2 separate regions of the Homo sapiens genome follow, and region 2 is linked to region 1. The links are chromatin loops, found by intact Hi-C in ENCODE. Cell type or tissue: PC-9. All regions are shown on one strand.

Evidence for each region. Peaks named below come from ENCODE experiments on the same cell type or tissue, not always from the same donor. Only the 100,000 strongest peaks of a DNase experiment are listed, where the experiment ranks them.
Region 2: it touches region 1 in a loop (2.8-fold over the local background); 1 of 110 quality-filtered maps calls a loop at or near these places.

Annotation. Positions count from the first base shown.
Region 1 is chr4:177,726,808-177,730,807 of GRCh38, forward strand. It overlaps LINC01098 (long intergenic non-protein coding RNA 1098), which reads left to right and starts at 1,950. Exons shown (of 6, transcript NR_028342.1): 1 at 1,950-2,210. RefSeq lists an enhancer at 1,077-2,276. In PC-9, no CTCF peak of the experiment used is centred here; a DNase peak (open chromatin) is centred at 1,734; H3K27ac peaks cover 1,110 bases.
Region 2 is chr4:177,578,153-177,582,152 of GRCh38, forward strand. The region is part of intron 1 of AGA-DT (AGA divergent transcript); the gene reads left to right. It overlaps LOC124900889 (U7 small nuclear RNA), which reads left to right and starts at 2,707; the gene lies at 2,707-2,769. In PC-9, a CTCF peak has its summit at 1,692 (motif pointing right); no DNase peak of the experiment used is centred here.

The DNA.
Region 1 (4,000 bases):
GACTGATCAAGGGAGAATTAGCCCTAAATTAATGAATTATAATAACTAAATTTTTATACCTTCTTTTTCACTTGTGACATGATACCTGAATTATTCAGAGTGCCTACAAATCTTGGGTACTCATTTCGAGGAAAGACATGACCTTATATTCCACTTGCCAGAGAGGGGTTAAATCATCATCTTGAGGTTACAGCAATCTATAGATTCTATACATATTTTAGTGGCAGATTTCAGTGCTTGCTTTATATATATTTTAGCAGCAGTTTTCAGTGAGTGGCAGATTTCAGCAAGTGCCAAAATCTCACTGGGACAAACCCTTCAGAAAATAGAAGAGAATACTGCTGTCTGGGACTAGGTGAATACAGATCTGTTTTTAATTTTCAGGCTTCCTTGTGAAAATTTAATGTTTAAAACATCTAAGCCAGGTTAAAAGTTCTAATAGTTCTGACTGCTGGTAGAACGGACATAATTCTTCATTGCGAGGTGTCCTTGACAGAACGCCTCTTGTTATTATAGAGATACAGGCCTTATGAAGATTCTTTCCTTCATGGTTACCTCTCTTCCTCTGTTTTCATTTGTTTGTTTGACCAAGTCCTACGCTGTGCATACTCCAGAATCACACACACACTGTGTCACTTATCAATCCTGCCGTCCCTGATTTCAGTTGATGATTTTTGTCTATTACTAATGTAGATTATCTGATTCTACCATCACTCTATTAGCTGCTAATGGCCTAATTCAATTGTTATCTATAATCTGTTATTTTTCTTAAGAAATTAGGTCTATGATTGAATTTTTCATAATTTTTCTCTGCAGCAAACTTCGTTTGGAACATCTGGGAGTGATAACTCAAAAGTAGCAATATTCTTGATATGGACAGGGTAGTATAGTGAAAGTGGCGGTGATTATCCTCATTTAAAAAGTGAGTCTATTTTACATTTTAATTGTGGTGATGAACATATTTCAAGGAGATACTAGCTTATACTTAGGAGAATGCTCTCAGTGCCAACAGACAATGAGGGATCAATTTATCATTAACTGATTAGACGAGACTTATTTTGGCAATTGGAAAGAGAAGGCAAATATATCCAGAATGTTCAGAGAATTTCGTTTTTTATTCCACTTTCCATAGTCACTTGTATCCAGAGCTTATATTTTATTTTTGAGTTGAATAAAATAACATTCATAATGTTATGGCATGATGTGTTTTGGTACATTCAGCAAGTGCCACAATCTCACTGGGACAAATCCCCATACCATTCATAATCGCCAATAGTTACAATAATCACTGTTTAGCTTTGTATTATGTACTATAACTTTTACCAGGCAATAATAGTCACTTGAAATAACCATATTCAACTTAAAGGAAATTTAAGAGTTAAAAATATCTATGTGATTATCAAAGAAAATGTAAAAAGCTGAACATAGAACTGTTTCTAGTAATATGGTAGATAAGCTACCTAGAAGCTTGGCTTATACACCACAAAACATTTAGGAGACTTGTATAAGAAAACTCCCAGTATTTTTTTTTTTTTTTAAAGGAAGCTAGAAACCAGAGCTTTCAGCTGAGGCTGTGAATGCTGTAAGCTACACGGATGTGCTTTGGTCAAGGAATGGGCCGAGGCAGACATCCCGGCCTGCATGACTCAGCGGGACTGGTGCACAGGCACACACCTCTACTTGTTATATAACCTGTTTCTGTAAGCTCATACTTGGCTCTATGCCCCTATTGTTTGTAAAAGGTATAACTGCCCTGCTGATGCTGTGCAGGGGCTCTTGGGCGTGGCTTGGCTCGGCTTGGCATAACATGGCTCAACATGGCGCTGGTGCCCAGAGAACGAGAGAGCGAGCCAAAGCTGTCCGTCTTGAAGGCGGGCAGGGGGAAGCCAGGAACCAGGAAAGAGTTAAGCTTCTGACCCGGAAGAAAAGGGAGAGCTGGCCGCGCAGCTGTGCGTGGAAATGGCCGGCTCAAGCAGCCGAGACAGAGCAGAGTGTGAGAGAGCTAATGGAAGTAAGCTGCTGAAGAAACCGTATTCACCTGCCTATGGCCCGTGAGTGTTCTTGAAGCTATCTGGCGTTCATCCACCCACTCCCCTCGGACCTCAGCATGGGCTGGAACCTCACCCTAGACCTAACAGATGCTCTCATGAGCACTCTTCAAACTCAGAAATTTCCCTTACGTCATCACGAGCCGAAGATTTCTAATTAAAGTATGTCAAGATGAAGTGGACTTAATTGACATCTGCCTTTTAAAGTATAATTCGTTCTTTTCTTGAAACTCGGATCTCTAAGTAGTAGAATATTTAGTAAATATAACTCCCATCCTTATTCTAGGCGATTTGGGAAATAAAATATTAGATGTGAAGCTTAATACAACGTTTGAAAATATTATAAACACTTTGTTTTAGTCTATTATTTTGGTTGTTAATGTCAGAAACTCAGATCAAGTTGGATAAATTTAGGAGACTCAAATATTTTCATAAGGGTGCGTTTTCTCTCCATTTCTAGTATTTCCTCTGTAGTTTAGGTTTATTTTCTCCCTCTGTAGATGGACTCCCTCTATAAAGTCAAGGAATATTACGGCCACGAGTGGTGGCTCACGCCTGTAATCCCGGCACTTTGGGAGGCCGAGGCAGGCGGATCACGAGGTCAGGAGATCAAGACCATCCTGGCCAACATGGTGAAATCCTGTCTCTACTAAAAATACATAAATTAGCTGGGTGTGGTTGTGAGTGCCTGTAATCCCAGCTACTCGGGAGGCTGAGGCAGGAGAATAGCTTGAACTAGGGAGGTGGAGGCTGCAGTGAGCTGAGATGGCACCACTGCACTCCAGCCTGGTGACAGAGCAAGACTCCATCTAAAAAAAAAAAAAAAAAAGTCAAGGAATATTACTAGCGGCTCAGATTTGGTTGCATAGTTTATCTGCCACAGTGGGAAAGGGGTGTGAAGCCTTCTTACCCAAAAATTCTGATAAGAGTGACTAGAGTTAATACAACGTGATTCTGATGATTGGCCCTTGGTTCTGAGCCAGGTTGTCAACCCAAAACAACAACAAAAAGCTAAGAGAATATGCTAATCCCATTGCCAAGTCTAGCACCATGCTTGATGCCAGAGAGTTGCGTCAGTTCCAGCCAAATTACACAGATAATTAGGAGAGAAGAGATAAATTGTCAAAGAAAACAGGTGTGCAGTTACTAGCAGGAGAGCAAATGAGTGAGTTTACTCTTCCTCTGGTACTCCCAGAACCAAAAATGTCCAAAACCTAAACTTCATATGTCATCTCATTTTATTTGCTATTTGGTGAGTAGCTTTACCAAGTTGTCATTCTTTGAGAGCTCTAGGATCAACGGATTCTTCTCCCTGCCTTTGAGCTTTTAACAGATTCTTTAACGTCCGCTGAACTGTTAATACACTGCAAATGGCATTGGATAAAGGGAATGGGTTGTAGCTTGCTTCTGCCAGTAGTTACTATCAGTTATAATTGTAGACAATAAATCCAATTTCTTTAAACTCCAAATTTCTTGTTTGAAAAAATTCTATGCAAGATTCAATCAATTTTTTAGACTCTAGATCCTCTTGGATCCAAACAAGTTCCCTCGGTTCTTTCAAAGTCACTGAATTTGATTGCCATATATTTATAGAGTTCATGGCTTGTAAATATAACTTTTGGAAAATACTCAAAATTTTAGATTATTATAATTGCAGATCCTTTTTCACCCCACTAACATCTCCTTTCTCCCGATTGTATGCATTGTCATCGAACCTTCGTGGTCACTTAATAAGTTTAAACAATTTTGGATATTTCCAAAAGCCCGTTTTGTTTTACCTTCAATTTGAAAATCAAACAAAATACTAACTTAGACTCAAACATGTAATCCCTTTCAAAGGTGTAGATTTGTTTTTCTGTTTTTTAGCTCCTAATGAAACTGATAAAATATTTATTTTATCTAATATAACTAGAGAGAATATTGGTCATTGGTATTTGCATCCCTTCCTACTG
Region 2 (4,000 bases), 150 kb before region 1:
AGGGACAGAATCGTAGCTGCTATCAAGCTTTCAAACTGGGCTTGTAACCTCTAAGTTTAGGAACTTCAGTTCTAGGAAAAGATATTCTCACTAGAGAAGTTCATGAATCAGGAATTCCCAAAGTCAATTAGCATCCAGTGGAGTTTTCGGCTATTCTTCCATACCAGAGCGGGCCATATTCTGTTGGTTTATTTTTTGAGAATTGTTAATCTTAAATAATAGATGAATTTGACCAGGTTATAAAAATCTCTTCATGTTAAGGTAATTCCTTCCTTGTCACTTAAAATTTACTCAATAAAAGTACTGGTTGGATATTTTTCATGTCCAGGCCATATCTCTGAACTTAAGAGACTTACAGATTAATAATGAACATTTGTTTATAAAGTCCTGGCTGCTAGGCATAGTTCTAGTAGATTTCACAAGGTTATTTTAGTACTTAACAAAAACCTTGAGGAAAAGGTATTATCATCCTCGTACAAGGAAACAGAAGCTTGGAGAGTTTCTGTTAGAGATAGATACATAAATTCACCAGCTTGGTAAGACACAAAGCTATAATTGGAACCTGTGTCTTCTAATGTGTTTTCCAGATGCATGTAAAATGAATGGATTTCTAAGAAGGTGAATCCTTTCATTATGTCTTTCATACTTATTTTACATTCTGTGTTTAGGTCATTATTAGTACCATTGGATCAAATATGTCACTGAAAGTGATCTGTTAATTTGTTGTTCAAATTGGTACACATTAGAATGCGAAAAGGTGCTCTACTGGTAATTACTATAGTCTCAGGCAAATCAGAATAGATGGTTACCCCAAATGACGCTAAAGAATCGTGTTGGTTTTCTTTAGGGCTTCTTAGTGGTCTAAGAACAGCAGATTTGTATTTGCTGTATAGTCTGGTTTTATCACATGAGCAATTCATTTGTATCGTATTCATCTGTGGATTGATTTGTGTAATTCTACCATAATTTTCCATTGGTCAAATGTGTCCTTGTTTCACTATAGATTTCTTAGTTAAATAAAGTTCAGAAATGATAAAAGAATTGAGCTACATATTTAAATGTCTGATTTTCTGATATATAGTCACCATATCCAGGAATTATTCCAACTTTCAGTATAGATGTTTTAACAATTATTGAACAAAAGTAATTAAAAATTATGTATAATTTTCATCATTGATTTTAAGGATATTATATATCACTATAATAGTAGAAATAATTTTTTACTTGTAGTAAAAAGATGTAGTCTTGAATCTTGGCTATATAATTCAGTCTTTGAAACTTTGAACAGTAATTCATGTCTTTAAATAAGAGCTTTCTCATTTTTAAAAGGATATACAAGTTTCTGCTGTAACACCTCAGAGGAACACTGTAAATACTAAATAAGATAATATGTGAGTGCTTTGGAAATTGTAAAGAACTTTAAAAAATGTATGTCTGTAGGTGTATATATTTACATATATACATTTTGATGTCTACATTCTCATCTACATTAAAGCTTAAATTATTTTGCTTTATAGATTTTAGCTAATATTTTAAAACTTTAAATAACTATACATAAACAAAACCTTCTATAGCTTTAAAGTAATAATTTAAAACCCCACCAAGGAAAGTAATTTCTAATTTACTTCATGGAGCTGTTTCCTAAAAACGCCCTGAAGATGGCACAATAAGTACATTTTGGTGCAAATATTACTAAAGAAGTTGTAAGAAAAATATATTTGAGGTTAAAACACTAAATTTAAAACAAGCCTTTTGTAAGTTTGTGGAAAAGAAATAGTTTCTGAGCCTTTTAACCAATGCCCATTGTTTTAATGTTACAGAAGTCATTTGTTTCATTGCAGTTTAAGGAGCACTACAAACAGGTAGCTAGTCAGAAAACTGATATTGTCACATGTTACTGACAAGAGTCAGGTTAGTTCATGTTGCACAGTTTTATCAATAAATTTACCCTTGTAATTGTAAAACAGCTGATAAGCTCATCTGTTATCTTCTGCATAATGTACAATCTGTATCTAAATGCCAGTTTTTATTAGGCATTATGGGGATAAGGACTAGCAGAGAGAAAAGTTGAAAAATATCTGTTTTATTAAAATATAAAATACAGTAGGCCCTATTTTTAGAAAAAATATTAGACAGTTATAATGATTTCTGTGGGGTTGTAATACTTACAAGTTTTAAAAATATACATCTATATTATAGGCCAACTATATATTTTACGAAGATGAAGTAGAACTCACGAAATGACAGTTAGTAGAAATAAAGGTGCCTTTGGAAATACACAGGTGTGAAAATATTTATGCTCTATCTATTTGAGTATCAGAGGTTACTGTTCTCAGCCATCTCTGTGACTTACTTGTTTCTCTATCACACACATATTAAATACTTATAATATGTATAATGTAGTCTCTACCTATTAAGGATTTAAAATCTAAATATGACCAATTATATATTCATATGCATACACATATAAATGTTACACATAAATTAATGTTATATATTGGTTGTAAATACATGTCCATACACATTCACTTACTCACGTTAAATAAATACCTAGGTGAAAAATAGGTTTTGTAATTAAATTCATATCTAAATCCTCGAAGGAAAGTTTGTGTTTTTATGGGTGTTGGCAAATTGTGTCTCACTGGAAGGGACTTCTTTAACTTACCTTTTGAGAACTGAACTTTAGTCCCAACAAAACTGATTTATTAGTGTTATAACTCTTCTATAATTTGTGTAGCAGGTTTTCCGGTCTTCACTAGAAAAACTCATAAGGATACATTAAACAAAATGATTTATTATGGCATTCTTAGAGCACTGAGATACTAGAGGAGCATAAGAAATTTTGACAATTTGGACGTTAATTACAATTTTTTTTCTGTGTCAATATCCCAAGGCCTGTTGATTTTTTTTCAGGATCAAAAGCAATATGATTTTTGGCGATTAGTAAATCACGGAAATGTCAATATAGTCTTTTCAATTTAGATGGATTGCTAAAAATTAAAATGATATGAAGTTATAGCATTTGGGACTTCATCAGTTTATAATTAGGAACTGAGGCTGGGTGCAGTGGCTCATGGCTGTAATCCCAGCACTTTGGGAGGCCGAGGCTGGTGGATCACCTGAGGTCAGGAGTTCGAGACCAGCCTGGCCAACATGGTGAAACTCCATCGCTACTAAAAATACAAAAATTAGCCGGGCGTGGTGGCAGGTGCCTGTAATCCCAGCTACTCGGGAGGCTGAGGCGGGAGAATTGCTGGAACCTGGGAGGCGGAGGTTGCAGTGAGCCAAGATCGCGCCATTGCCCTATAGCTCAGACCAACAACAGCGAGACTCCGTCTCAAAAATAAAATAAAATAAATAAAGAACTGAAAGTCTTATCATTTGTTTTGAGCTTTTCTTCTTGTGTTTCTTTTTGAATGAAATATCTGCTTATTTAAAATATTTTAGTAGACCTTTTATGTTCAAAATCTTTAGGTAGGGAAAATGGGAGTATATATTTAGAAAATTATAGATTGTGATGCTTACAAAAAAGTCATCATAAGTTATCAAAAGAATAATGGATGGTTCAAAAATGTCTAAATGCTTATGAAGCTGATTGTCAATGATGTGTTATTTGGAACCGTATGGGTCAATTTGACAATGTGTACTTAAGGATGTCAGGCGACATGTTGCTGAACTGACTGCACTGCCTCTTTTAAAAATGTTTTAAAAACTGGCCGTATATACATTTATCTATGTGGTCTTTGTTAGTATATTTTTCACTGTTTTAAAAATATTTTTAAAAACAATTTAAAAAATCTTAAAGAAATGAACAAAATGGATGAACACACTAAACAAGCAAACAACGAAAAAGCAGAGAGAGAGGAAAAAAAAAGCTCTTACCTTGCAACATGCTATTTTGAACTTAATCTGACAGAATCGCAGTCAGTCCATTGTTTGAAGGTTCTCAAAAGAATGTGAGATCTTATTTGATTGAAAGAAAACATGGCTTTCAGTCATA